2 separate regions of the Homo sapiens genome follow, and region 2 is linked to region 1. The links are chromatin loops, found by intact Hi-C in ENCODE. Cell type or tissue: left lung. All regions are shown on one strand. Links, peaks and the distances in the headings refer to the core of each region. The heading gives the core; the rest is flanking DNA.

Evidence for each region. Peaks named below come from ENCODE experiments on the same cell type or tissue, not always from the same donor. Only the 100,000 strongest peaks of a DNase experiment are listed, where the experiment ranks them.
Region 2: a loop joins it to region 1, with 4 times the contacts of the local background. A loop is called at or near these places in 101 of 110 quality-filtered maps.

The regions. Positions count from the first base shown.
Region 1 is chr3:150,719,746-150,736,113 of GRCh38, reverse strand. ERICH6-AS1 (ERICH6 antisense RNA 1) reads right to left here. Exons shown (of 3, transcript NR_121675.1): 3 at 15,968-16,245. LOC101928105 (a long non-coding RNA gene) reads left to right here. Exons shown (of 3, transcript NR_121657.1): 3 at 1,250-1,643. It also overlaps the pseudogene SNRPCP3. Among named protein-coding and RNA genes, the nearest start is that of ERICH6, 24 kb to the right of the region's middle. RefSeq lists cis regulatory regions at 2,117-2,808, 6,057-6,449 and enhancers at 8,215-8,714, 9,959-10,458, 10,459-10,960. In left lung, for the core only: no CTCF peak of the experiment used is centred there; no DNase peak of the experiment used is centred there; H3K27ac peaks cover 429 bases.
Region 2 is chr3:150,854,739-150,869,764 of GRCh38, reverse strand. No RefSeq gene overlaps it. Among named protein-coding and RNA genes, the nearest start is that of MINDY4B, 43 kb to the left of the region's middle. In left lung, for the core only: CTCF peaks have their summits at 4,079 and 4,278 (motif pointing right); no DNase peak of the experiment used is centred there.

The DNA of each region.
Region 1 (16,368 bases), core at 4,356-12,355:
AATTATGGCTTGGACAGAGTGAGCAAAGGTAGAGATTAACAGAAATGGGCATATTTGGGCTATGTTTTCAAGGTAGAGTTAACAGGAGTTGCTAAAAAGTTGGATGGGTGGGAGAGGGGTGATGATTATAGGAATAAGGAAAAGAGAGAATCAAGGATGATCACTCCTAGGCTCTCATCCTGAGTAAATGGGTAAGAAGTTCCATGTATTGGGGCAGAGACTAGTGAAGGAGCCAGCATAGGGCAGAAATCTAGAGAGACACATGGCTGAAGACATCAACCAGACAGTTGTTTGTATGAGCTTGGAGCTCTGAGGAAAGGCCAGGATGGAAATACCAAAATGTGTGCACCATCACTATATGTATGGTGTTTAAGCTGTGGGGTGGAAGTGAGAAGACCCCGGGGTTTGGGCAATGGAGGGAGGTGCATACAGGCAGAAAAGAGGGTGGGACTCAGGCCTATCTCCTGGGACTGCCAACCTTTTAGAGGTCACATGAGGAGCCAGAGCCTGGAAATGAGGGTGGATAGAAGAAGTGGCCATCAAGATGAGGGGAACTCCTAGACAGTACGGCATCACAGAACCCCAGGAAAAAAATCTGGCTCAAGTAGAACAGAGGAGTTAGCCACTGAGAAGACAATCGAGGTCATGGCAAGATGTCAAGAGCAGTCTCATGGAGTGGAGAAGACAGAAGCCCAGAGGAGAGCAGGTGAGGGAGAGAACAGGGCATGGGTGAGGAGAGGAGGCAGGAGCTATAGCTATAGAGCTATAGACAAGTTGCTATAGACAAGGCTTTTAAGAAGTTCCGCAGAGAAGACGTAGAGAAATGAAGCAGTTGCTGCAGGAGAATAGTGGGATCAATGAAAGATTTTTTTGTGTTTTAAAAATTGGAGCCACTAGAGCATGGCACTGTGCCAATGGGAAGGATCCAAAAGAGAGAGCGAAATGGATGATGTGGAGAAGGAGGCAATCACAGCGGGGGCAAAGTAATCAGAAAGACAAGTTTCCAGGGCAGATTACTTACTTATGCAGTAGAGATGGTCAGGAAGCAGCCATTATTGAAATAGAGAGAGGTGGGAAAAAAATTGTGCCAACAAGCAAGGGTTGAAGCAAATTATGTTTAGAAGGCCCTGGTGAGGGCGTCTGTGCATATCCAGCCCTGAACAGGAGAAAGGCACTGGCTGCAGCTCAGTCTAGAACATCCCAGGCATCTGAGAGGTTTACACCTTAGCAAGCTGTGGTGTTTTTCTAGGTTCCATGAAAACCTGGAAGAAATATTCCTGAGGACCATCCAACACCATTTCCCTGAGAGACAAGCTGTAAGTGCTGTTCTAGTTACAGATCCGAGTCCCTGGTACATTGATATCAAGTAAGGGTGCATGCAGCTCAGAAGGCAGTTTCCATTACACTGGACAAGAGTGTGGCTGCCTGAGTCCTAGAACTGCAGTGGCTTCTGCTGACAATGTGAGGAGTAGCTGCCCTGTCCAGAGTGTGGCCCCGCACGCTGCCCCCTCCCCTGGAGGGACTGAAGAGAACAGCTTGGAGCATGCCCTTCCCTTTCCCTTATCTCGCCCACTATGCTAATGCTGCTCATCCCTCAAGATCCGAGTTATTCCTCCTCAATTCAATACACACCAATCAACTGCCCTGTGCTTGGTCCTGTACTTTATATCCTTGATATGGTTTAATTTTCAAAACAAAACACCTTGAGGTGGGTATTATCACTCCCATTAACAAACAAGAAGGTGGGGGCTCAGAGAGGCTAAGTAACTTGCCCAAAGTCACACAGCTTGTAAGCAGTGAAAATGGGATTTACACTCAGGAATGTAGCCCTTCCAACAGCCCTGCTGCCTGCAAAAGTGACTCAGATATGGACTTTACAGTCTAGCAGAAGTCTGAAAGCATCAAACAAAGAGGCAACTTACAGTAGCATGAAATATGCAACCACAACTACATCAACTATGTTTGCAAAGCAAGTTAAGACAAGGACGTACAAATTGCTATGGAGTTCAAAAGAGGATTGGAAAAGGCTTCCGGGAGAAAGCAGCGCGTGCATTGGGCCTTGGGTGTTGGGTAGGTTTTTGCAAGGCTGAGGTAGTTAGGAGGATGTGCCAAGAGATCAGCCTCTCCTGGATCAAGACCAAACCACTCAATGCCTAAGTCCAGCCTTGTCCACCTCCCATCCACTTCTCAGGGCTATTCTTCTCTCACACTTCCTTTGTTCCCGCGTTCCTGACACCCACACAAGGTCAGACACGTAGAACGTGCCGAGTGAATATCAAAGTTCAGCAGTGTCTTGTCTGGTCCCTAATTCTAATCTATCCTTTAACCCATCCTCATACTAGCTAAATTTCAGGACGAACCCTGTCCACAATAAAAACTACTTCTTCTAGAGAATTTGCCCTGCCCATAGTTCCTGGAACACCCCATGCAAACCCCCCACTAATTCACACACCCACAAACTTGTAATGCAGGCCACAGCTGATAAGACCTTACCCAGGCCAGCGGTTCATTGGCTGAGCAGCCACCAGTCAGATTCTCTTGAGAGAGTCAAAGACAGTCAGTGGTGTGCACCAGAGTCACACAGCCCTGGAAAGTCAGCACACTAGCAAAGGAAAAGCCTTGATAGCAAGAGGCCCCTAGGGGTGGAGGGAGCAGCCACTGCCGCCCACCCTGCCAGGTCCTAATCCCTCCCCAGGGAGCCCAGAAACACTCCATTTCCTGCTTTGAGGCATCTTGGAGACAGCCTGCTGTGCCTTCACAATTAATTCTTCTTATCACTTTTTTTTTCAATTTTAGACCATATTTATTCACTCCCACCACCAAAATTGAAGAAAGTAACACACAAAGTTTCTCCCTCCTTCTAATTTTGCTTAATTTTATGATTATTGCTGTCAAGATGTATAACTTTTTTTTTTTTTTTGAGATGGAGTCTCTCTCTGTTGCCCAGGCTGGGGTGCAGTGGTGCCATCTTAGCTCACTGCAACCTCCGCCTCCCGGGTTCAAGCGATTCTCCTGCCTCAGCCTCCGAGTAGCTGGAATTACAGGCACCTGCCACCATGCCCGGCTAATTTTTGTATTTTTAGTAAATACAGGGTTTCACCATGTTGGCCAGGGTGATCTTGAACTCCTGACCTCAAGCAATCCACCCGCCTCAGCCTCCCAAACTGCTGAGATTACAGGCGTGAACCACTGCACCCAGCCAAGATGTATAACTTTTAAAAAAACATTTTATTAGTAAATTTTCAAAAGGAAGGAGAATAATATAACGAATTCGATGTGTTATCACCAACTTCAACCATTATCAACTCTTGGCCAGCTGTCCTGCATCTATACCCTCACCTACATCCACGTGTGGATTTCTTTGAATCAAATCCCAGGCATCATATCATTTCATCTGTATATGTTTCAGTATAGAATATCTAAAGATTAGGACTTTGAAACATACTCACAATACTGTTTTTATATCTATAAAAATTATAAATTTTAATATAATCAAATATCCAGTCAGAGGTCACATTTCTCTGGTTGATATACAGTCTGTTTGAACTGGGATACATATATAAGATCCTTACATTGCTACTGATAAAATGCTTATGTCTTTTTTAATCTACAGATTCTCCCTCCATCTCTTCTCCTTTCTTGAAGTTATTTATTGAAAAACCCAGGGTTCCTATAGCAGAGTTTCCTATAGTCTCATTGCAACCCCAGAATATCATTTTATCAGATTCAGATTTGATTTTTCTTTTTATAAGACTGCTTCAAACCAACCAGGGAACTGTTGGGGAGGAAAAAAAAGAAGACTGCTTCATAGGTGATGGTAGTGATGTGTATGTCTATAACACAAAGGACAATGGCTGTTGCTCTCTTCCTCTAACTCTGTCTGTCTCTTTTAGTGATATTATCGGCCATTGATGGCTCATATTCACTTGTGAGGCATTACAGAATGATCTTTCAAATCATTCCTTTTTTATGAACTGGAAAACTTCTATAGTGACAAACTTCCTCTTTTCAACTATTGGTTTACCGTAAGGTACATTTTACAAGGGAAAGATAACATAAATGCCTGATTATTTTCCTTTATCAGTTTTCAAAACAATGAGGTAGTTTTCTAGCATCCTCCAAAAATAAAACCAATGAAGTAACATTTTAAAAATATATCAGGCAGGCCAGGCATGGTGGCTCATGCCTGTAATCCCAGCACTTTGGGAGGCCAAGGCAGGCAGATCATCTGAGGTCAGGAGTTCGAGACCAGCCTGGCCAAAATGGTGAAACCTCGTCTCCACTAAAAATACAAAAGTTAGCCAGGTGTGGTGGTGCATGCCTGTAGTCCCAGCTACTTGGGAGGCTGAGGCAGGAGAATCATTTGAACCTGGGAGACAGAGGTTGCAGTGAGCCGAGATCACACCACTGCACTCCAGCCTGGATGACAGAGCAAGACCCTGTCTCAAAAACTAAAAATCATTATGTCTCTTAAAAAAAAGAATATCATTATGAATTCATGGATTTTAACTTTTTTATGTATTTCAATTCATTGCCATTATTATCCTTGTTGATACTCATATCATTCCATCTTGGCCTGACAAATGCATATTCAGCTTGGTTCCTGAGTGCTTTTGACATGATCACAAATAGCCTCTGATGTTCCAGGCTCATCTTGTTCTTTTCCTGCACTCAACATGTAATCAACGATGTCTTCAAGGAACCTTGATTTCTTTAGTGTGAAACAATGATTCAAGACCACAGTCTAGGCAGTAGGAGCCCCCGTTATTCAAACTTGAGCCAGTTTGAATGGATTTTCTACCCTGGAGCTGAATAGATGTTGACTAGAATTCTCAATGTTTCCACCAAAATAAGTTATGAAAGAAGCAAATCTGGTCACACAAATCTAATTTAAAATCTTCCCTTTTTTAGACAAGAGTGTCAAGATAATTCAATGGAGAAAGAATAATTGTTTCAACAAATGGGACAACTGGATATTCACATGCAAAAGAATGAAGTTGGATCCCTGCCTCATGCATGTGTGTGTGTGTGTATATATATATAAAAATTTACATGACAGACAGACACTGTCCTTTGTGTTATAGATGTACCCATCACCACCATCAACTATGAAGCCATCAGGGTTTTTTCCCCAATAGTTCCCTGGTTGGTTTGAAGCAGTCTTGTAAAAAGGAAAATCAAATCTGAATCTGAGCAGATTATATTCTTGGGCTGCAATGAGACTATAGGAAACTCTGCTATGGGGAACCTGGGTTCTTCAATAAATAATTTCAAGAAAGCAAAAGAGATAGAAGGAGAATCTATAGATTAAAAGAGACATAAGCATTTCATCAGAGGCAATGTAAGAATGTTTCTATTATATATTACATATTATATATTCATTCATTTATCCAACACACATATATACATACTGCTTCCCTACACTATGCCAGGTACTGTTCCATACACAAAGGATCCAGCAAAATGTACAAAAACTCTAGCCCTTGGCTGGGCATGGTGGCTCATACCTGTAATCACAGCATTCTGGCAGGCCAAGGCTGGCAGGTCACTTGAAGCCAGGAGTTTGAGACCAGACTGGCCAACATGGTGAAACCCAGTCTCAACTAAAACTACAAAAAAAAATTAGCCAAGCGTGGTGGTACAAGCCTGTAGTCCCAGCTACTCAGGAGGCTGAGGCACAAGAATTGCTTGAACCCAGGAGGTGGAGGTTGCAATGAGCTGAGATTTCACCACTGCAACTCCAGCCTGGGTGACAGAGTGAGACCCTGTCTTCAAAACAAAATAAAACAAACAAGCAAAAAACCTCTAGCCTTTGTGTTGCTTACATTGTCATGGAGAGAAGAAGGCAATAAACAAAATATATGCAAAGATTTTATACAGTATAATACATTGAAGATAGTCAATGCTATGGAGAAAAATAAAGCAGGTAGAAGGGATGGTCAGTAGGGGAGTAGGGGAGAGGAGGGATCGCAGTTATAAACAGAGTGATATTTGAGCAAATGCTTGACGGAGGTGAGGGAATGAAACATGCAGCTAATTGGAGGAAAAACATTCTAGGCAGGGGAAATAACAAGTCCAAAGGCCCTGAGGTGTGCATGTCTCGTGTGTTCAAGGAATATCCAGGGAGCGGAGTCCGGGGAAGGAAAGTAGGAGCTGAGGTGAGAAAGTGCGAGGAGAGAAAAACTTTGCTATTTTATTGGAGCAGAGCACAGCGGCGTGTTCATGTCTAAAAAGAGTAGAAATTATTCTGGATGGTGACTCCACAAGGGGAACATATGCAGCTTGCCTGGTTTCAAGATAAGGGCCATAATCAGTGGCACACAGGAGCCGGCACATACCAACTTGCAACAGTCAAATGTTTAGGAATCTTGAGAGCCAGTTGATAAACACAGCTATTATTAAAAATTAAATTCTAGATTTATAATTAAATAAGTTATATTTAACAGTATTATATTTAACAGTATATATTTAACAGTAGCAGTATTTAGTACTTAGAAAGTGGCAAAAGCAACAAATTGGGGCTTGATTTATTAGTTGTTGTCTAGACTTAAGAAAATGATGACGAAAATGTTAATAATAGAGCTTTAACTTAGAATTATGTCATACTTGGAACCATTACATTGCAAATAGAAAAAAAAGTTGAAGAAATATTTTTCTAGCAGTCAAAAACTACTGCCCAAATCAATAAAGAAGTCACTCACATCATTGATGACACTGATGAACCAGTGAAATTTTGACAAACATCTGAAAGTTAAGGCTTCTTCATTTTAATCTTACTGGTACCAACCAGCATTTATGTCATAATTGCTTGTTTGTCAATATCAACCACAGGTTGGCATACAATATATGCCAAGGGTTCAGCAAAATACAAGGTTCAGATACAACGGTTCAGCAAAAAGCAATGAAAACATTCTGAGGGAATCAATAAGCTATATGGAATTTACAGTTTAGAATACTGTATAATTTCTTATTATTTGTACATTGGGTGCTACAATTCCTTTATATCAGTAAGATTTATCTGACACTTGCATGTGTTAAAAAAAAATTTAATTTCTGGAGCACCAGTTGTTAAACATTTACCAGCACACCTCTGGCTACAATCTGATCAAATCCAATTTTACACATCTTAGAGCCCAGACAGATAGAGGAGAGAGAGGCCTCTCAAGGCAACGAAGCAATTAAAAGGAATGGAGTTACTTCAAAATCATTCTGCTCTAGAATTTGGAGTTGGCCACGCTGGAGACCAAGAATTCCTTTGTGTTTATATTTATGATACCTTCTATTTACAGTAGGTGATTCTAGCTCTCCATTTATGGTAGTGATACAGTTTCCTTTTCAAGTAAACTTGTTTAAAGTACCAAAAAAGACAATTTCGAGAAAAATGTTAAGTAAATGATAAACAGGAAATACACAGAAGTGACAAAAATTCAAATGATGACCTGCAGTATCTCCACTGGGAAACACTAGCTCAATGATTAAGAACTCAGGCTGGCTAGGCACGGTGGCTCACGCCTGTAATCCCAACACTTTGGGAGGCAGAGGTGGGCAGATCACTTGAGGTCAGGAGTTTGAGACCAGCCTGACCAACATGGCAAAACCCCATCTCTACTAAAAATACAAAAATTAGCTGGGCGTGGTGGCAGGCACCTGTAATCCCAGCTACCCAGGACGCTGAGGCAGGAGAATTGCTTGAACCCAGGAGGCGGAGGTTGCAGTGAGCCGAGAACATGCCACTGTACTCCAGCCTGGGCGACAGAGCAAGACTTCCCCTCAAAAAATAAAAGAACTCAGGCTTTCAAGCCATATCTGGGCTCAAATTCAGACACTTCTAATTACCGCTACCTTTGTGAATTCATTGGCCTCAGCGTCCTTGTCCATAAAACAGGCACGCTGCCAACTCCACAGGGTTGCAATGAGTTGTGAGATCCAGGGAAGCCCAGGGCCTGGCACAAATGGGAGCTGACAAAAGAGGGGCTCCAGGGAGAAGCCTCATCTGGGGCCTGGCCTCCTCAGCCCAAAACAGGCAATGCCTTCAACTTTCTCTCTGACGTGTATAAAATGTGAATGTTCACAAGCACACACACGCAACAGCAGCACACACTGTTCCCTGACTCAGCGTTCTCCCCTAAGGCCCTAAGTGCTTCCCTCTCCTATCTGCTGGAGCAGCAGGTTCTTAGGGGTTCCTTAAACCTCAACAGAGCCCTCAGTGACAAGTCCCTGGTTCTGCTGGACACTCTGGTTATAAAGAGGAAAAGACTTCTGCCCTGCCCCAGAGAGCTTTTCCCAGCTAGTGCGGGAGACTGGTAAACAGAGTAGAGCTGGTAAACAGAGTACCTGATGATGACCACGGGAATGGCGTGGTCCCCTAGGTCTCCCTGCAGAGCTCCCGTTGCTCTTCTCTGTTAGTCTTTTTTTTTTCGGGGCGGGGGGGTGATGAAGCCTTGCTCTTGTCGCCCACGCTGGAGTGCAGTGGCATTAGCTCACTGCAACCTCCGCCTCCTGGGTTCAAGTGATTCTCCTGCCTCAGCTTCCCTAGTAGCTGGGATTACAGGTGCCTGCGACAACGCCTGGCTAATTTTTGTATTTTTAGTACAGACGAGGTCTCACCATGTTGGCCAGGCTGGTCTCGAACTCCTGACCTCATGTGATCCACCCACCTCGGCCTCCAAAAGAGCTGGGATTTCGGGCATGAGCCACCGTGCCCGGCCTCTGTAAGGCTCTTTTGTTTGCAAGGAATGGCAACTCGGTCAAGGCCTCAAGTGAAAGGCCTCTATTGTAATAACAATACTGCAGCCAACACTGGCGACATTTGTGCTAGAGAGGCTGCAGTGGCTCCTAGATCCCTGCTCCATGCCTCACCAACTGCTCTGGGCCTGGCAGGCTGACCACTGCGTTTTGTAACCACCTAACAGCCTCATCCTTTGGCCTCCAATCAGATTGGCCTTTGGGTATCATGGGCAGGAGATCAGAGTTAGGGAGAAGTCTTAAGAGTATGCATGCTTTCCACTCCTGCCCTGTAGGGCCAGGTTGGCCCAGCTGCACTCTTGTCCAGACCCCCACAGTTCCTGCCCTGTCACCCTGTTTTGAGGCTGCTGGGTGTCTGATAACTACTTCCTCCCTTCGCCTCATCAGGCCTAGGAGTACTAAAGACTTCTCAGCCAGTTATAGCCCATGGTGTTCCACCATCCTTTGTCCCTTCATCTGACCTATACTTTTGTAAATAGTCTCTCAGCCTCTCCTCAGTTACCCAATTTGGGTGTCCTGCCCAGACCCAGACCGCTACCTGCTTACTGAGTACTTCATATGCACCAGCAGGCCCTTCTCCACATCTTATGCCCATTAACTCATTCAAGCATCAAAACAACCCTATGAAGCAGACACCAGTAACAGCCCAGTTTACAAGTGAGGAACCTGAGAAAGAGTGCTCAGTTACTTACTCAAGTTTACATGGTGGGAAGTAGCATGGCCAGGCAGTGTCTCTGCTGACGCTACTCCGTGTTAGGATATGTACAGGAATAGGAAAGTGCGTGTCTATTTTCACTTCCTGGAGCACAGGACCAGCCACACCAGCAGGTTTCTGGCACTCTGGAGTGTAGTTCAGAAATGGAAATCTCACCAGGCCCCACTGGGGTCTGAAGCCTCACTATCTCCTAGCCGCTGGTGTTGGCACATCGGTGTTACTCAGCCACATTCAGTCTGCTTCTCCTGCTGCCAGCACCCTGCTTCTCTCTGCTCTCCTCCAATCCTCACTACTTCTGCCTAGCATCTTCTCTGTGTATCCTTTGATTTCTACTCCTTACCAACTACTGCCAAAGAGGGGACCACTTGATTCGGACAGCCACTAGTCGACTTTAAAAGTCACTGGTCTCAGCAGGGTGCAGTGGCTCCCACCTGTCATCCCAACATTTTGGGAGGCTGAGGCAGGGATCACTTGAGGCCAGGAGTTCAAGACCAGCCTGGGCAATATAGCGAGACCCTGTCTCTACAAAACAAAAGTAACTGGGCATAGTGGTGTGTGCCTATAGTCCCAGCTACTCAGGAGGTGGAAGGATCACTGTGTCCAGGAGTCCAAGGCTGCGGTGAGCTATGATCATGCCACTGAACTTCCAGCCTGGGTGACAGAGCAAGAACCTGTCTCTAAAAAAAAAAAAAAATTAATTAATTAATTAATAAATATTTAAAAAGTCACTGTCTTTTCCCTGAGTCAGGAGATGCATGGTTACCCGACGAGATATAGGGGTCAATGGGAGGGAAGACACCAGCAGACCCACACAGGATTGTTTCATGGCAAAGTAAACAGAGACACACACGAGCAGGAGATTGCACAGCCTGCTCCCAGGCAAAGGTAGACACATTCTTCTAGTGGGTGGGGAAGTGGATACACCCTCCCAGCCCCTTCCGGCTGTGCTGGAAGCTCTGGCTGCTTGCTGGCTCGCCCCAGTGGCAAGAAGCTGATGCAAAACAACCCTTGCACATTACCATGAGACTAGGCGAGGCGAGACTCAGTTTCCCAGGAGCACCCCAGCAGACTGGGGCCTCAGGCCTACCCCAAGTCCATTCCTGCAGGTGTCCACTGGCCAGCAGTCATGGCGACAATGAGAGGGCCACCTAGTGCAGAAATACAGACCAGGCCATCAACGCAAAAGAAGCCAGTGAGGGCCCGTTCGCTGACCTCTCGGAGTGTAGCAGGCACCCAGGTCTTGACAGACTCCTCTATAGCACATTCCTAAGGCACCCTCCGCTCCAGTCTCCCTGAACTTCCCACAGTTCACAAACATACCGAGTTCTTTCACGACTCTGTGTCTCTGCCCAGACTAGTCTCTCAGCCCAGAAGGTCTTTTCCCACCTTGTTCCTGTAAACTACTTCCTGTTCATCCTTTAAAAGACGCTCCTGAGAAAACCTCCTCAGATACCCCAAGCCAGATCAGCTGTCCTGTCTCCTGTGTTCTTCCTTCCTGGTTCTCTGGAACAGCATTCACCTTGTGATACACTGACTTTTTTTTTTTTTAAGCTGTCTGTTCTCTCTCTCTCTTAAACCAAGAACTCCTCAAGAGCAAGGCCTGTGACTGATTCCGTTTTATATTTTAGGGCCCTTTCCCAGACCAGGAGCACACTAGATGTTCCCCAGGCAAGTATTAAAGAACTGAATAGATGAAGAGCAAGGAACATCATCAAAAAACAGCAAATAGGGTGGTGACTGTTGTTTCCCCAAAGCAAGCAGAGCCTGAGACAAAGCTTATATGAAGTTTATTTAGGAAATGCTGGGCATGGTGGCTCTCACCTGTAATCCCAGCACTTTCAGAGGCCAAGGTGGGCAGATCACCTGAGGTCAGGAGCTCGAGACCAGCCTGGCAAAGTTATACACATTCTTATGGTGTATACTACATGGTGAAACCCCCATCTCTACTAAAAATACAAAAATTAGCCAGGCGAGGTGACATGTGCCTGTAATCCCAGCTACTCAGGAGGCTGAGGCAGGAGAATCGCTTGAACCCAGGAGGCAGAGGTTGCAGGGAGCCGAGATCACACCACTGCACTCCAGCCTGGGCAACAGAGCGAGGCTCCCTCTAAAAAAAAAAAAAAAAAAAAAAAAAAAAGACATTTATTTAGGAAAGTGATTCCAGGCAACAGACTGAAGGACTGAAGAGGGGAGTAGGGGAGGAAAGAAAGCCAGCACAGGTGCATTATCCGCCGGTCACTGCCTTAGGTAACTGAGGCTCAATCCCGCTAGGGGCTTCTGAGGCACTGTGTAGAAGGACCTCAGAATTGTCCACTGAGAGAGAGAAGAGGGAGGTCTTCACCCTCCAGTTCCCATCCCCAGCTCATCAAAGGGTACCCCCTATCACGGTAAGTACCCTGCAAGTCCAGAAGGCAACCAGGAGGCAAATGTGTCCTGTGCCACGCTGCAGGATCCAGGAAACGTCAGGCAGCCAAAGCCAGAGCCATCAGCCACACCTGCACAAAACTGGTTGCTACAGCAGTGGCTGAAGTTGCAGCTGGGCCAACAGGATGTGCAGCATCCATTCAGGTCTGTGTAAGAGTAGGCGAAGTTAAAGCTAGAAAAGTCGCGTTAAGATTATATTGTAGAGGGCCTTAAACATCAGCCCAAAGCTTTATTTGCCACTAAGGATTTCCACACAATGCAGTAATATAAATAGCAGTACCAAGGGGGTGATTTGAGTTCCTTTCAGTCGCCTCCCTCAATAAACCCAATCTGCCATTCTCCAAAAAAAACAAAACAAAACAAAACAAAATATTATCTTAGTAAAAACAATGCAAGTCACCTCCTGCTCCTCTCATTAATCAGTTGCCATGCTTAAGCCACTCTATAGAAATACTAAGCACCCAGTCAGGTGCAACTGTCTCTCTTACCCTTCTATGAGGAAACTCCAATAAATAAATTGTTTTAATGTTTAGATCTCTGTGTCCATCTTTAAGATAAAAAAAAAAAAGGCGAAGCTTAGGAACCTTTAAGGAAGAAACCAGTCAAGGTGGCTCATGCCTGTAATCCTAGCACTTTGGGAAACCAAGGCAGGAGGATTGCTTGAGTCCAGAAATTTGAGACCAGCCTAGGCAGCATAGCATAGACCCTGGAAAGAAAAGAAAAGAGAAAGAAAAAAGAGAAGAGAAAAGAAAAGAAAAGGAAGCAGGGGGAGAGAGAGAGAGAAAGAGAAAGAAGATAGGAAGGAAGGAAGGAAGAAAGGAAGGAAGGAAAGAAGGAAGGAGAGAAGGAAAGAAAGAAAGAAAGAAAGAAAGAAAGAAAGAAAGAAAGAAAGAAAGAAAGAAAGAAAGAAAGAAAGAGAAAGAAAGAAAAAGAAAGAAAGACAAACCAGTCAAGAGGGCCCTCCTTGTTCAATCCATAAGGAGTCTTCAGATGATAGGGAAGTTCCATTCTAATTTCCAAAAAGACTTAGAGGAATTATTCTCTGATTTGCCACTATTCAGAACAGTCTGGGAAGCATTTCCCTATCTCCTCCTGACTCTGGTGGCACACCTATATGAAAATCTGCCATGGTTGCTGTCTTTGTCCTTTTGTGGTAAATTAGATTTTCTTGAACAGTCAAAGATCAAAGGCAAGATGAGAGATTAAGATTTATTTTCTTATATGAGTCATAGCCTGGATCACCAAACAGAGTTCACCAAATGTTTTGAGCAGCGATGACATGACTGAGACAAGATTATGGAGTTCTGGTGTGACGTTTAATTAAAACTCTTCATCTGATCAAGGGCACTGTCACTGTTGGTGACAATGTAAATTACCCATCACCCAGAAATTCTGCCTCTGGGAATTTATCCTAAGACACTAATAAAGAATGTGGGCTTACACTTAGCTACACGAATATTCACCAGACTGCTCTTTAAAAAAAGCAAAAATTGAGAAACAGCTTAAATTCCCAAAAGAAAGGGATTAGTTTTAAAAAAAAAAAAAAGATAGATGTAGGGCTGGGCATGGTGGCTCACACCTGTAATCCCAGAACTTTGGGATTCCAAGGCAGGTGGATCACTTGAGCTCAGGAGTTCAAGACCAGCCTGGGCAACATGGCAAAACCCTGTCTGTACCAAAAATACAAAAAATTAGCTGGGCATGGTAGTGCACGCTTGTGGTACCAGCTACTCAGGAGGCTGAGGTGGGAGGATGAGGCCAAGGTTGCAGCGAGTCAGATCACGCCACTGCACTCCAACCTGGGTGACAGAGTATAGACACCATCTCAAAAAAAATTTTTAAAAGATAGGTGTTCCATGCTGCCATAAATGTAAACACTATATATATGTACACACACACATATATTTATATATTATACTCTGACATAAGGTTAAAAGAATCTGTAGTATTCCCCAGGTTAATATTGGATGGATGGGATTATGAATATTTTAGATGTTCTTTTTGCATGATTTTCACATTATGAGCATGAACTTTTATAATCCAGAAAAATAATGAAAAATATTCACTGGTTAGGGGTGCAGTTTAGAGTCCCATTGCTCAGGCATAAAGTGAGCATAAATTTCCCTCTTTTTCTGTCTGCAGCTCATGAAGCAGTTTAGTCCAACAGACATTATCCAGCTTCTCTAGGGCATGCCCAGCACTGCAAACTGCTGGGGATGCAAAGGTGAAGATGGGGTACGTTTCCTGCCCCTGAGGGACTCAGGCCGAGTGAGCCCATATACACCTCAACAGAAATGCACTGGACATCTCAGGGAAGCCTAGAATTTGAAGCACTCCTGGGCCTCCCAGAGACTAGATATTACATTAAAGTGCGTTGTAAGGCAGCACTATACTAATGTAGGCTTCCAAATGCCTCCCATCGGAGGAACCGGCTCACGGGAGAAGCTAAGTGCTCTCAGGAGAGCTGGGGTGTGGAGTGAACAGCACGTGAGGAAATGGTTATGTGACATCTTTATGGCAGGCACATACAGGCAGGATTTTTTAAAATGCCGCAGCTATCCTTCCAGTAGGAATACTCATCCGATAGAGTAATAATACTTCCCTCCTATAGGAGAATACTACAAGACACTATATTAAAGGAAGACATTTCACTTTCCTTTGATACTAGACATCTTCTATCTTCTTGTCTGAATTTCAAGTGTGCTGATGCCGATTTTCTTCATTGCAATTGCATGCTTCCCTCTAGTGTTCGTCTATATTATTACACCCTGTTGTAATAGGTTGAAGATGGAGGGGAGGGAGGTCTGGGGGAAAGTAAATGTATAGGGCATGGGATAGAACTGTCGAAAGCATGCAAACAATAGCCACTTAAATGGTGAAACATAATCAATGGTCCAATTTTTTCTGTAACAATAAAAAATGTTCTTGTTTTGGGTCGGAATAACGACAGCTAATATTTATTTATCATGTGCCAGGCACAATGCTAAGAGCATTGCAGGTATTAAATCATTTAATCCAATAGAAGAAATAAGACGTAGTGTTTCATAGATCACTAGGGTGATTATAGTTTAGAATAACCTATTGTATATTTCAAAATAGCTAAGAGAATAATACAAATGTTTCCAGCAAAAAGGAAGGACAAGTATTTAAGGTGGTGGCTGTCCCAATTACACTGATTTGTTCTTAACAAGTTATATAAATATATTAAATTATCATATGTACCCCCAAAACACATATATCTATTATGTATCAATAAAAAATAAAATTCAAAAAAATTTCATCCAACAATCCAAAGAGGGAAGAACTATTAGCTGCTCTGCGCATGTGCAGTGCTTCAATGTCACATCAAAACAAAGCAAAATCAGGGAAGAGAGTGGTTAACGGGCTACAGAGCAACATGCCTAAGTTTTGTTGTGACTTCTGCAATACATACCTCACCCACGACTCTCCATCTGTGAGAACCTACCATTGCAGTGGAAGGAAACACAAAGAGAATGTGAAAGACTACTACCAGAAATGGATAGAAGAGCAGGCTCGGAGCCTGGCTGACAGAACAAAGACTGCATCTCAACAAGGAAGAACACCTCCTACTCTGTTCTCTGTTCCTCCTCCTGCAGGAGCGATGATCCAACCTCCCCCCAGTCTCTTCCTGTTCCTCACCAGGTATGATGCCAGCACCCCAGCTGGGGGGCCCTCCCATGATGCCAATGATGGCCCCCCCCTCCTCCTGGATGATGCCAATGGGATGTGCTCCTGGAATGAGGCTGCCCATTGGAGGTGATATCATTTGGCTCTGTGTCCCCACTCAGATCTCACCTTGAGTTGTAATAATCTTCACATGACATGGGAGGGACACGGTGGGAGGTAATTGAATCATGGGGGTGGGTTTTTCTCATGCTGTTCTCGCGATAGTGAATAAGTCTCATGAGATCTGATGGTTTTATAAAGGGGACTTCCCCTGCACACGCTCTCTTGCCTGCTGCCATGTAAGATGTCCCTTTGCTCTTCCTTTGTCTTCCGCCATGATTGTGAGTACTCCTTAGCCATGTGGAACTGTGAGTCCATTAAACCTCTTTCCTTTATAAATTATCCAGTCTCAAGTTGTCTTTATTTGCAGCATGAGAACAAACTAACACAGGAGGCCACATGCCAATGATGCCTGGGCCCCCAGTGATGAGTCCTCCCACCCTCCCACAATGGTGCCCACTTGGACCCAAATGACTCGACCAGACAGATAAGAGTAGAGGGGAGGCCTCTTTAGATCAGTTTTATATTACTTGTTCTGCTTCACAAGGAGATCATGGTGCTGTGACTCTGGGTATTTTCTTAATAGCATGACAAAGAAGACTTGCTCCTCCTTCCTATCAAAGAGAGAATAGTATTAGACGGGAGAAGTGGGACCAGAAAAAGTGCAGTTTTCATTTGTATTGTGAAATGTGAAAATAAAATTATCGACTCTATCAGTTAAAAAAAAGAAAAGCAAA
Region 2 (15,026 bases), core at 125-8,124, 140 kb before region 1:
GTCTCTTTTGGAGTTGACTGCTTAGAGCTGAATTAAAAAACACACCAGTGCATTAGTAAGGAACTGCTCAGCTGCAAGTAAGAGATCTCACGAAAAGTCGCAAACAATAAAGATATTCCTTTTAACAAGAGCTGTCTAGCTAGGGGATCCATGACTCAGATCATCATGGTTCATCCTCTGAGTCTGAGAACAGGGCACTTGATATTAGAACAAAATCAGGGTTTTGTAGAAGGAAGAAAAGCAGGATGACTGTCGGGTAGTGTATCGGTCCTTACAAAAGCCAACTTTTAAATTGACCTCATTCTTGTATCCATTTTATGTTCCTTCCCTTATTCCTCCTTTGAATTTTTAATTTGTTTATAATTTATGTTAGTTTGCCATATTTTATATGGTATTGTAATTTGGGTTAAATTATTCCTGGAACAAGTCTATAAATAAGTAAAATAATGGAGGAAAGATTAAGTACCTACGTTTTAGATGTAAAAGTATAATTTTGATATATAAAACTATTAATTACTTTGTATATCAATGTTCAGTGAAAATAAGTTATTTTATCTTATAAACAGGGTACCCGGTAATACTTGATTTTTTTCTTCAGAGTGGAGACATGTTATTTAAAAATAACTGGAAGTGGCTGGGCGCGGTGGCTCACGCCTGTAATCCCAGCACTTTGGAAGGCCGAGGTGGGCGGATCACGAGGTCAGGAGATCGAGACCATCCTGGCTAACACGGTGAAACCCCATCTCTACTAAAAATACAAAAAATTAGCCAGGCGAGGTGGCGGGCACCTGTAGTCCCAGTTACTCAAAAGGCTGAGGCAGGAGAATGGCGTGAACCCAGGAGGCGGAGCCTGCAGTGAGCCGAGATCACGCCACTGCACTCCAACCTGGGCGACAGCGAGACTCCGTCTCAAAAAAAATAAAATAAAATAAAATAAAAAAATAAAAATAACTGGAAGTTTCTCAGAGCCATTAGTTCACTTTTAAACTTTGTTTTGAGAAAAATGACTTTTTTTTCAGCTTCTCAAATACAAAGCAGAAGAAAGCTGTTTGCTTGAAGACGGGGATATTAATTTTTCTGACTAGTCATCTAAACTGACTGTGTCTTTAGTGGGAATGAACCCTTGAGGCGATGGCAACTATTTTCCTCTTTCAAATATCAACTTAGACTGGAACATTCCCCCGAATTATTGTTTGCTCTTAGACAAGATGTGTGAATCATTTTTCCAAGAACATTCTCACCAATGTCACAAGACCCGTAGGAGCAGGCCAGGTTGGGGGAGGCCTAAGATTCCCTTCACTTCACACTGTGGAAATAACCCTGAATAGCAACTGGCTGAGACTGGACCTGAGCTGTCCAGGCTGTGGGCACTCTTCAGCCACACCTGGGCCTGCATTTTCTGTTAATGGTTGTAATTCCCTTGTCAGGGCCTTAGAGACATAATCATTCATTCATTCATTCATTCAATGTTTTTTATTTTATTTTTATTTTTATTTTTGAGATGGAGTCTCACTCTGTCGCCCAGGCTGGAGTGCACTGGTGTGACCTTGGCTCACTGTAACCTCCACCTCCCGGGTTCAAGCGATTCTTGTGCCTCAGCCTCCCAAGTAGCTGGGACTACAGGTGCACACAACCACTCTGGCTAATTTGTTTGTATTTTTTGGTAGAAATTGGGTTTCACCATGTTGGCCAGGCTGGTCTTTAACTCATGACCTCAAGTGATCTGCCCGCTTGGCCTCCCGAAGTGCTGGGATTCAGGCATGAGCTACCATGCCTGGCCATTCAATGTTTTTTAACATGCCCTATGTGCCAGGCACTATGCTTGATGCTGGGGAAAATCAGCACAGCGAGCAAAATCAGATGTGGCACACCCTCTTTTCTTATGAAACTTAGGCTCTTCTGAGGAGATGGCAATTAATCAAAAAGCACTTTAATAAAGATAAACTTGAAAACTAAGGGAAGAGATTTTGGGTGCGTCAATCTTATAATAAAGAACTGAAAGAAAAGGAAAAGGCATGTCTGAGGAAGAGATGGTTAGCTGAAGTAAGAAGGCTGCATAGAGATAACAGGGTAAGGGGAAGAAGGGCAAGCAGATGTGAAGCCCTGTGGTGAATGCGCCTGAGGAACAGAAAAGCCTGTGGGGCTAAAGAGTGGTTGTGAAGCAGCTGGAGCAAAAGGTGGGGCCACCGCAAGGCAGTGTAGACTATAAGGTGTGAGAAACCTTGGAAAGGTTTTAAGTGGCCTGGTAAGATTTGCATTTTGAACACATGCCTCAGAGTAGAACATGGATTGGAGAGAGCCCCAAGTGCATGCAGAGACCAGTTAGGCATGCGGAGACTAGTTAGTTAGGCAGTGGTGTGGACAAGAGATGGTCAGAACAGAATGGAGGCAATTAAAGTAGACTGAAGTGGGCCTCTCAGGAGACACCTCTTGGTAGGTAAAATGGAGAAGGCTGAAATAGGTTGCATGGGGAGGGAGATGAGGAAGAAAGAAAGAAGGATCAAGGATGACTTCTAGGTTTCTGATTTGATAACTGGATGGAAGGTTGTACCTTCACAGAACTTGGAAACACTCAAAACATACCAGATTTTGAGGGCAAGAAATCACACATCTAGTCTTAGACATGAAACATTCAAGTGGAAAGGTAGATTAATGGATCAGAAATAAGGATCTGGAAATCAATGGAGAGGTTTGGACCAGAGAAATAAATACACCTGGGAGTCACTAAGGGTAAGTAACATGGTGGCCTGGGGTAAGACTGCCCAAGGAGAGTATGAAGCAAGAAGATAGCTGGGCCTAATGCTGAGCCCTTAGGAATTCTCGTGTCAGCAGTCAGGCAGTGTGCGAAGAGCCTGGAAAGCAGGCGCAGAAGAAATAGCCAGAGACAGAGGAGAAAAATGAGAATTGAACTGTGTCTAGAAACCATGCCCTGTAGGTAAGGGCAGGCATTTCTTCCATCAATCATCGTGGGAACAGGAAGGAGGACGCCTAAGGAGAGGGAAGAAAGGCTCTCCCCACCCTAATGCTGCTGCCAGAGCTGGGAGCCTTGCACAGGGCCTGGACCAACATTTAGGGAACACAGCCAAGTGACAGAGAACGGCAAGTTGTCAGAAGTCCAAGGGGCTTCTTAAAGCAGAGACACGATCAGGAGAAGTAACATTTTAGGTTTTCCTGCATTGTAATTCCTTTGTGTTTAAATTAAGATGTTAAACATTCTAGCCTGATATTCCCTGTGCTTTGTTTGGGAAATTAAGAGAGGGATCTGCTTCACATGTAGAGACACTTTCTAACACCTGGAGAAGCCAGTCTTGTGAAGGAAAGAGGTCTCCTGAGAAGCCCAGAGCAATAGAACAGGATAGAATGATGAGCTAAGGTGTGAGGAAAATGACGCCAGCAAAAAAGCGCAACAGAGAAAACCAAATCAGATTCAAGATGGCGGCAAGAAAAGCCCAGTCTCAAAAAAAAAAAAAAAAGGGAAAAAGAAGGGCTGGGCGCAGTGGCTCACACCTGTAATCCCAGCACTTTGGGAGGCTGAGGCGGGTGGATCATGAGGTCAGGAGTTCCAGACCAGCCTGGCCAAGATGGTGAAACCCCGTATCTGCTAAAAATACAAAAATTAGCCAGGCGTGGTGGTGGGCACCTGTAATCCCAGCTACTCGGGAGGCTGAGGCAGAGAATTGCTTGAACCCGGGAGGCGGAGGTTGCAGTGAGCCCAGAACGCACCACTGCACTCCAGCCTGGGCGACAGAGTGAGACTCCGTCTCGGAAAAAAAAAAAAAAAGAAAAAAGAAAAGCCCAGTCTCAGAGGATGCAATTCTAGGTGAGTTCGGAACTTAAGTGAGGAATTAAGATAAATCCATTTCCATCAGGCTTGATATTTATACAAAAATGCTTCCCGTAATCTGATGAAGATAAGTGGTAAATGCACTGAAAAAAACATATTTCGGCAAAAAAACAAAAAGTATTATTATGGGTTGTCAGGGGCTATCTGAATAAATGATACTTTTAGTCAATGACTATGTTAAAATCAACCAGAGAGGATCTAGTCTGAATGAATTTAACCTGTTATTTTCAGAATAGCCAGTTTAACTTTAACTCTTCCGAATGTATTCCTATCCCCTCTCCTTCCAAGAAGGACTTGGGGTGGCTGATAACTGGTAAACTTTCTGGAGAACTTGTATTGTGTTTTCTCCTAGTGATTGAATCCAACAATGCGTGCGCGCGTGCGCGCGCGCGCACACACACACACACACACACACACACACACACACTTTTTATTACTGTCCACAAGGTGGTGCTATGAGAGTGACTTTTTAAATTTCATAACCACATAACTAAAAGTAAACGTGGGCAATTTAATCACATGCATATATATAGGCACACACGCCTACAAACCTAAAATATTTATACAGATTGATGTAATGGGTATTTAGTTTTGGTGATACTTAGGATTGGTGTCACTAAGCATAGTGTATAGGATTGCTCTGACCTAGGAGTCATCCCCTCTTCCACTCCAATGCAGCAGCAAAACCTGTAAGTGGTATTAATAGCTCTGAAATAGCTCCATTTGCACTGCTGTCTCCATGATACAGGTACCACTATCTCTCACCTGGACTATTACAATAGCCGTCCGACTGCTCTCCTCACCTTCTCTCTTGTCCCCTTCCAATCCCTTTTCCACACAGCACCACACAGCAATCAATTATCTTTTAAAAAAAAAATTGAATCTTGATTATCTTTAAAAAATTCAAGCCTGATGAATTATGTTAGAGTAATCCATATTATGATCATTTCTATGCACTTAGGACAAAAATGCCAAAATCTTCACATGATTTACAAGAGCCTGCAAGGTTTAGCCCCTGCTTCATATCCTGCCAGACTCCTCTCATGCCACTCTCCTCTCACCACCATGCTCCACCCAAACCAAGCTTGTTCCCACTTCGGGGGCTTTTTCCTGCTGTTCCCACTGCCCACAACAATCTTTACCCCCATCTCCTGCTTCAGAACAGCTTAAAAACCACTTCTTTAGTAGCACCATCTCTGACACCATCCCCCATCTAAATTAGGTCTCCTGGTTCATCTCTCTTAGCACCTTGTTCTTTTCCTTTATATCACTCATTGAGTGTTATGGTTTGGCTGTGTCCCCACCCAAATCTCATCATGAATTATAGCTCCCATAATCCCCACATGTTGTGGGAGGGACCCGGCGGGAGGTAATTGAATCATGGGGGTGGGTTTTCCCATGCTGTTCTCGTGATAGTGAATAAGTCTCACAAAATCTGATGGTTTTTTTGGTTTATTTTTTGAGATGGAGTTTCACTCTTGTTTCCCAGGCTGGAGTGCAAAGGCATGATCTTGGCTCACGGCAACCTCTGCCTCCCGGGTTCAAGCGATTCTCCTGCCTCAGCCTCCTGAGTAGCTGGGATTACAGGCATGTGCCACCACACCCGGCTAAGTTTGTATTTTTAGTTGAGTTGGGGTTTCTCCATGTTGGTCAGGCTGGTCTCGAACTCCTGACCTCAAGTGATCTGCCTGCCTCGGTCTCCCAAAGTGCTGGGATTACAGGCATGAGCCAATGCACCCAGCCAATCTGATGGTTTTACAAAGGGCACTTCTGCACACGCTGTCTTGCCTGCTACCACCACATAAGATGTGTCATTTCCCCTCCTTTGCCTTATGCCATGATTGTGAGACCTCCTCAGACACGTGTAACTGAATCCATTATACCTCTTTTTCTTTATAAATTACTCAGACTCAGGTATTTCTTCATAGTAGTATGAAAATGGACTAATACACCCAGGTTTACAATTACATCCTTATTTGTATGCTTATGTGTTAAATACCTAACTATCCACTAGTCTAGTGGTTCTTAAACTTTTTTATCTCAGGACCCCTTTATGCACCTAAAAATTAAGGACGTCAAAGTACTTTGGTTTATCTGGGTCACACCTGTTAATATTTATCCTATTAGAAATTAAAACTGAAAAATTGTTAAGTATTTATCTATTTATTTAAAATAACAACAAAACCTATTATATATTTACCTGAAATAGTATTTTATGGAAAACAATTATATTTTCCAAGAAAAAAATAGTAAAAAGAGTGGCATTATTTTACATTTCTGTACATTTGTTTAATGGCCAGCTTAATATGAGACAGCTGTATTCTCATATCTGCCTCTGCAGTCAATCTGCTGTGATACATTGTTTAGGCTGAAATATATGAAGAAAAGTTGACTTCACATATATATTTAGTTGAAAAAGGGAGGAAGAATTTTAATAGCTTTGTGGCTATTCTTCTTTGATACTACACCAAAACTCTACAAGGGGTAATGTATTAAGGGTTAGTCGCAAAGTAGAACCTGAAACTGTATCAGTGAACTTTTCAAATCTGTTTCATTAAAATCCATTGGTGTATCTTACACTTTGAATGGATCTTCCCCATGCATTAGTCATTTGAAGTATATTGATTCAATGTATTATGAAAATTAAATCATCATATTTTATAATATCAAAAAACTCACAGTAGTTACTATCACCACCAATCACATCAGAAAAGCCTTTAAGTATTGGGAAGCTATCATTAAAATATGTTACACAACAGGTAAATAAAAATAAACTTCTTTCTGGGAAAAAAATCACATTCTGGTGTTTCTTCTTCTTGTTCCTCAGTTATCTCACCCAGTGGGTTTGCAGATTTTTTACCAGCAAAATCTAGTTTTCACATGAAATTTCATGTGGAATCCCAACATGTACAACAGATACACACAAAGCTGATGTGGATAAAGCAGAGTCGGGGCCCATGGTTCTGCCCACTTTATCTCCTTTCTCACTCATGGTGCTGCCTCAGATGCCTTCCTTGAATCTGTGCCTCCCTACAGAAACTATTTTTGAAAACCCCTGATAGTCCTGCCTGTGGAATTAGACTTATTTGGTAGCAGAAACCCGATTTGAATTGGCTTAAACAAAAAGAACATTAGTTGACTCACATAATTGACAAGTTTGGAGGTAGTCCTGCCTTTCCACACAGATGGACTGAGGAGTTCCAACATTGTCATTGGGGCCTGGTCTCTCTTCTGTCTCTGTTCTGCAGTTTGTCTTTTTCTAAGGCGAGTATCCATTCCTACCAGCAAGATGGCCATGTCTACTAGCCAAATCCTACACTTTCATTCTCTCTTCTCAGACTTCCCTGCAGAAAAAGCAATTCTCCCCCAACTATATTACCAAGGCTCTGAGTCACATGGCCATGTCTGCATCCATTTCTGTGGCCAGGGAAACATAATGTTCTGTTTGGCCAGTCTGTAGTCACCTCAGCATCCTGGAACTGGGGATGGATTTAGCTTTATCCAAATCATATTAACTGAGAGAGCAGAAGCAACATTTCCTTAAGGATAATCAGTGTGTTGTTACAAGAAAAGTGACCGGATATTGGGCTGACAAGAATGTTCACTTCAGCTACCTGGACCTCTGTGCCCTGATTAAGCTCTCCTCCTGCCCTCCCACCCCATGAAATATTTGACCACACCTCAATGTGAACACTCCTAGTCCTGCTTTGATTTTCCATGCCCAGTACTTTGGAGTTACACATAGATGATGATGATGCCTGCAAGGCAGAGCTAAGGCTGAGGCAGAGCCTGGAGCAGGCAGCAGGCAAGTGAGAGTCTAGTTGCAAGAGCCAAGACCCGAATCCCAAACCAGAAGCAGGCTGTAAGAGGCACAGGAGCGCATGCAAACAGAGGGCTAGGAAGCCAGCCAGGTGGAAACCATAGAGATGTCTGAAGCCACACATAGAAGTTCCTGGATTTGTGGTGCTGCCCCAGCTGGCTTGCAGACCCACTTGCTTTAAGATTGCTTGCTCCTACTATAGAAAATACCACAGCCTCAGGATTAAAATCAGACTCTGATTTTCTTAGAAATGTATCACAGAGCAGGAAAAAAAAAAAAGGGGGGGGGAATGCTCACCAGGCAGTGGCTAGGTGTCCACACAACCCCAGTTCCCTAACCCATTAACATCTCTCACATGGATACAATTTTAGACCTGAATAGAACTTAACACTCTGATATTTGTCTTGAAATTCTTGATACGTATGGGGGTAGGAAGGGTTGCACAATCTAGTGAAAGTGAATAGAGAAGAAATATTGTGGTCATAAATTAGCACATGTTGAAAGGCTATTTGTACCTATTTAAACTACCTGAAAGTGTGTGAGGGTTTTCCATTGTTCCACATTATTGCCTGCATCTTCGCTATTCTGGTGGGTATATTGTATTACATTGTGATACAATACATTGTGGCTTCAATTTGCATTTCTCTGGTGACTAATAAATTTGAGCACCTTTTCATATGTTTTTGGTCATTTTGCTCTCTTCTTTGTGAAAGTGTTTGTTCAGGTCGTGTGCTTGTTTTTCTATTGGACTTTTTTTTTTCCCTGCAGTTTCAAGATTTAATAGAATGAAAACAGAGCTCCCATACAAAGGGAGGGGACCCAAAGAGGGTAGCCATTGCCAGCTCGAATGCCTGGGTTTATATCCTGATCATTGTCCCTCCTGCTGTGCTCTCAGGCAATAGATGATTGGCTATTTCTTTACCTCCTGTTTTTGCCTAATTAGCATTTTAGTGCGCTCCCTTTACTACCTGATTGGTCAGGTGTGAGCTAAGTTGCAAGCCCTGTGTTTAAAGGTGGATGCAGTCACCTTCCCAGCTAGGCTTAGGGATTCTTAGTCGACCTAGGAAATCCAGCTAGTCCTGTCTCTCAGTACCCCCTCTCAACAGGAAAACCCAAGTGCTGTTGGGGAGGTTGGCCAATGACCACTCTAACTGCTTCCTGCTGAATTGGGGTATAATAGGGGTTGTGCAGTTGAGATTTCCTTGGGAGGGGTGCCTTCGATGTCATTAACATTGGAGCATGGGCTAGCAAGCCGGTCCAGGGGTCTGCGGTAGATCTTAGTCATGGACTGCATCTGGGGCTCCATTTGAAGAACGATTTGTAGTTTTACAGCTTTGATTCTGGAAGAGTCAAACTTAACAAGGACGTTAAAGATACAGGGATTGAAATGTATGACCTGCAGTGCAGGGGATTATTTCTTTGGCACACTTTACAGGCCCTGACTATCTGCCTGATAGTTTTGAAAAGGCCTGGCCCGGTAAATAATGATTTGGCCATCTGATGGGTGCTATCAATGCCTAAGTAAAAGGTTTGGGGAAGGGTTTTAAGTAATCTCCATTGGTTAGCTGCAGGCAAAAGTATTTTTCCTTCTTTGGTGGCTAGCCATCCTGAGGGGAGGAAACTATGTGCTCCTGAGGTTCCCCATTCTATTTCTTCTTCTGAGTACTGGGGCTTGGTTTTCCAGAGGGGATTACCTCATACTAGGGGTCCTTCTATAAGCATTTTTAATGGAGGGTCCTGTCTTGTGGCTCTTGTTGCTTCAATATCCACTTGGCGGTTCCCTTCTATTTCCCTTTCCTTTTCTTTCTGATGACCCTGGCAGTGTAAGACTGTCACCTCTTTAGATTTCTGTACCACCAATAATAATCTCCTAATGGCTTCCTGATATTTGATAGATGTTCCCTCAGAAGTTAGGAATTCCCTTTCTTTCCATATTGTTGTATGGGCATGTAGGCAAGCATACGTAGAGTCTGTATATATATTTACCCTTTTTCCTTCTCCTAATTCTAGTGCCCAAGTGAGGGCTATTAGTTCTGCCAGCTGAGCACTAGTTCCTGGAGTGAGAGAATTACTTTCAAGTATTCCATTATCACTGACCACTGTATACCCCGCTTTTCGAAGTTCTTTTTCTACAAAGGAACTTCCATCAGTATACAAGTTGAGGTCTGGATCAGTCAAGGGAATCTCTAGAAGGTCCCCTCGAGTGGTGTAGGTTTGAGCAATTACTTGTTGACAGTTATGTTCTATCTTTTCTTCATTGTCTGGAAGAAATGTGGCTGGGTTAAGAGTTGCACAAGTGCACAGTTGCAGCACTGGCCTTTCAAGTAATAGAGCCTGATATTTAAGTAAATGGTTGTCTGACAGCCACAAGTCTCCTTTAGCAGTGAGTATGCCGTTCACATCATGAGATGTCCACACAGTAACATCTCTTCCCTGTATTATTTTAACTGCTTCAGATACTAAGACTGCTACTGCCACCACTACCCATAAACAATGAGGCCAACCTTTTGCCACTACATTGATTTCCTTACTCAGGTATGCCACAGGTTGCAAGCTCATCCCTCAGACCTGTGTAAGGACCCCTAGAGCTATTCCTGTTTTTTTCTGTGACATATAAAGAAAAGTCTTGCCCCATTGGCAAGCTTAACACTGTGGCTTGGGTTAGGACCTTCTTTAGGGCCTAGAAAGCCGATTCTGCTTCAGGTGTCCATCTTACTAAATGAGTATTGGCTTTCTGAGTTTCCTTAATTAGTGTATATAATGGCTTGGCTATTTTGCCATACCTGGGAATCCATATTCAGCAGAAGCCTGTTATGCCAAAGAACCCTCTTAGTCGCGTTAGGGTTTCGGGATGAGGATAAGCCAGTATAGGCTGGATACATTCCTCACTGAGGGCCCTGGTACCTTTGGATAATTTTAGCCCTAAGTATTTAACCTGCTGTGAGCAGAGCTGAGCCTTTGGTTTGGAAACCACAGGTGGCAAGGAAATTTAAGAGCGCTCGGGTGGCTTGATGGCACAAGGTTTCTGAACAGGCGGCTAAAAGTAAATCATCCATGTACTGAAGGACAAGAGTGTCCTGGTATGAGAACTGGCTCAAGTCTTGGGCTAATGCCTGGCCAAATAGATGGGGGCTATCCCTGAACCCTTGGGGTAAAACAGTCCAGGTGAGTTGAGATATTGGGTTCGAAGGATCTTCAAAGGCAAATAAGAATTGAGAGTCAAGATGCACAGGGATGCAGGAAAAGGCATCCTTAAGGTCCAGGACTGTAAACCACTCTGCTTCCTCTGGTATTTGGGAAAGCAGAGTATAAGGGTTAGGTACAGCTGGGTATAGAGGAACAATGGCCTCATTGATAATCCTGAGATCTTGCACTAACCTCCACTGTCCATTGGGTTTCTGTACTCCTAAAATTGGAGTATTGCAGGAGCTATTGCATGGTTTTACCAGGCCTTAGGCTTTTAGTTCCTTAACAATTTTTTGGAGTCCTTGTTGGGCCTCAGGTCTAAGGGGGTACTGCCTTGGTAGAGAAAGGAGGCAGAATCCTTTAGTTTAATTTGAATGGGATGGCCATTCTTTGCTCGTCCATATTTTCCTTCTGTTGCCCAGACTTCAGGATTAATTCCTTCCTCAAGCAGGGGACAACAAACGGGTGTTCCTTCTCCTATGTTCAGGTGTATAATGGCTCCTGCTTTTGCTAGAATGTCTCTCCTTAACAAGGTAGTGGGGCTTTTAGGCATAGTTAGAAAAGCATGTGAAAAGAGTAAAGTTCCCCAGTCACAACTTAGTGGCTGGGAGAAGTATCTAGTGACTGGCTGTCCTAGGACCCCTCAGATAGTGACAGATCTGGAGGACAGTTGTCCGGAACAGGAGAGTAAAACTGAGAAGGCCGCACCAGTGTCCAGGAGACAGTTAACCTCGTGGCCCTCAATGGTCAAGCATACCCGGGGCTCCGTGAGGGCGATGGCATGGGCTGGCGCTTGCCCCGGGCACCCTCAGTCCTGCTGCTGGATCATCTGGTTAGTGGCTTCTGACTCAGAGGACCTTCATTCCCTGGGGCAGTGGGCCTTCCAGTGATTCCCTTGACATAAGGGTCATGGACAAGGGGGTGGCTTATTTCTATTTGGACAATCTTTTTTAAAGTGTCCTTGTAGACTGCACTGGAAGCAAGCCCTATTAGGCATTTGATTTGCCCAGCTTTTCCCTTTTCCAGAGCCTCCAAAGTCTGCTTGCCTGAGGGCCATGACTGAAGTGGTGGCCTTTTTTTTTATCCCGTTTGTCCCATTCCGCCTGCTCCTCCTGATCTCTATTATAAAAAACCGAGGTTGCCAAGTTCAGTAGGGTTTCTAAGTTTTGTTCTGGGCCTAAGGCAAACTTTTGAAGTTTTTTTCTAATGTCTGCAGCTGACTGAGTGATAAACTTATCCTTTAAGATTAGTTGGCCTTCAACAGAGTCAGGTGACAGACAGGTATGCTTTCTCAATGCCTCCCTTAGTCTCTCCAGAAAGGCAGTAGGATTTTCTTCCTTTCCCTGTGTTATAGTGGACATCATTGAGTAATTCATAGGCTTCTTCCTAGTTTTCCTTAGTCCTTCTAGCACGCAAGTTAGCAAATGTCTGCGGCACCAATCTCCATGTTCTGATTTTGTGTCCCAATGAGAGTCTACACTGGGAACTGCCTGCGTGCCTGTGGGGAATCGTTCTCTTTCCTCTGTTGTCATCCTACCATTGACCTGACTGAGATACCAGAGAATGCCAATCTCTCGGGCTGCAGTTACAGCGGCACTTTTCTCATTTGGGTTAGTGTCTGATTTAGCAGTAACATTATATATCTCCATGTCAGATCAAAGGATTGTCCTAACCCTTGTAGAACATCAGTATAGACGTCAGGGTTATCTGAGAATTTACCTAGGTCTCTTTTAATTTGCTTCAAGTCTGAGAGAGAAAAAGTTACATTCATTCTGGCTGGGCTGAATTTTCCTCCTCCCACTGCTTGGAGGGGGCATAATTGGGGAATATTGGTACTCTTTGATTCATTGTTTACCCCTTTGTCTATCTCTTTTTGGACCGTTTGGGTTGAAGTGGGGGGTCCTTATTAGTTGGGGAAGGAGTCGAGGGGATGCTGGGGTAGGGAGGTAGAGTCTGAGGGCTTCCTGTGGGGCATAAATCACACTTTTTACATAATTGCGAGTTGTCTCTTAATGAAAAGAAAGTTTGTACATATGGCACTTCACTCCATTTGCCTTCTTTTCTACAAAGGAGGTCTAGCTGTAAGATGGTGTTATAATTCATACTTCCCTCAGGAGGCCAGGTTTCTCACTCTTGAAGAGGATATCATGGCCAGGCGGTACTGCAGAAGAATATAAGTCATTTCTTTCTTAGCGTCTGAGGGTCAAATTGGACCCAATTCTCCAGAATACATCTTAGGGGCGTTTTTGCCTTGTGGGGAAAAAGAACATAGGGATGCCAGCACCCCTAGTCATTTTCCGATGAGCATTAGTCATAGAGTGTCCTCTATGGTCCTAATGCTTATTCCTTTCCAGGGTGCGTAACCACCCATGGACCTCTGCTTATCGGATTATTTACACTCACTGATGTAGCAGTCCTGCACCCCTTTTCCCACCTTTCTTGACCGCAAAGAAAGGGGTCCAGGCTACTGGATTCTAGTGCTCCTTTAACAGCGTGCCCAACATTGCCTTTGTGCTCAGGGGTGAGTTCTAGAGCTGGGCTGGGTTCCTGAGTATTTCCTAACAAACCAGCTGCCCCATCAAGATGCACTCCCATAAACAACAGTTCTTATGCAAATTCGTTTCAGAGAGGGTGTAGGTAACCTTTTGAGTCAGGATTGAGATAGTCTTTTTGATTTTGTAAGTACTTTAAGGCTTGGCTGAGTGCAAACATTTCGAAAGTTTGAGTAGACCAATTATTAGGCAATTCTCCTAATTCTGCTTGCACAAGAGTCTCCCTATCAATTATTGAATACCCATTGTGGTTTTTTCCTCAATCATCTGGGAGGAACCATCTATCATCCTGTCCTGAAGGGAGCTCTTCCTAGGTCTGGTCAGACCTTTGTATGGTAATTAAGATTTAAATCACCTGTAAGGAAATCTGCTGGGTTAAGGGAATTATCAGTGGTTAGTGTTATATTACCTTTTTCTAACAGACTAACCCTATACTTTAAGATTTTTGAGTTAGTAAGCTACCTTTTTGCTTTTTTTGGCTTAGAATAATTCTGAACTGGTGAGGTGTGCTCACATGAGGTTTCCTCTAAAAGTTACTTTTCTACTTTCTTCTGTTAGCAAAGCAGTTGCCGCTACAGATTGAATGCATTTGGGCCAGGGCCATCTGCGGGTTACTGGGTTAAGGATTTGTCATAGGAAGGCTACGGGTTGTCAGTGGTCTCAGTATTTTCAAGCTATGCCTTTGTTTACACTGACAACAAGGTAGTGTTGGAGTGTTATAGGCTCATGGAGAAGACCTTCAATTATCAATTATAGGTTTTAAATTTACCCTGGCTTTTAAAGGAATAGGGCACACTTTTTTTTTTTTTTTTTTTTTTTTTTACTATTTCTATATTTCTCTCTCTTTGACTCCCTCTTTTTCTCTCTGTCTCTCTTCTCTGTCTCTCTCTCTCCTCTCTGTCTCTCTCTCTTAGCCATTACAAACTTGGGGCAGGTATACAGCCCATGTTGAGAGCTGTATACCTAAATTGGGAGGGACACCAGGGATAAGACTCCCTGGGTTTATAGCCTAGATGCCTAAGGACACAGTGTAGAGCTTCCTTAGATCCCTTTGGAGTTACAACTTGCTAGAGGAAAGGAAAGTCTGAACCATTAGTACCTAGGAGGCAGGGATCAGAGGAAGTAGATTCAGAGGTAAGGAGAATTTTGGGACTACACTTTCAAGAAAGTCATGGTCAGGACCCAGGAGGTATGGGTCAGAAGGAAAGGTAGGAGCGCCCGCATGGGCGACTGTTGAGTAGAGACTTCTGGCTGCGCCATGATCTCAACCAGCTAATGCCGGGAGTTTGGGATGACTGCTTTCTGCCTCTAGTCGGCCCTTGGCTTCCCCAGGAAAACTGAAAGTGGAAGCTGGCTCCAGGCAGACCAATGTTCCCAACTCAGAAGGGTTGGGGATTGTTAGAAAGCCCTTCCCCAGATAGCTTCACACATGAGTCTTAAGTCTGGCGGCCATGCTAATTGTTTTTAACTGGCTGACAGGTCCCTGGTATTTTCCTCCAATTCTAAGGAAGGATAGGACAGAAGAGCAAGTGAAAGTGGTCCAATATTACTCACCACTTTGGAGGTCCCTTTGTGGTTGCCAAAATGTTACTGGGGGGTCCTTGCTCCCAGAGCTCCCAAGATG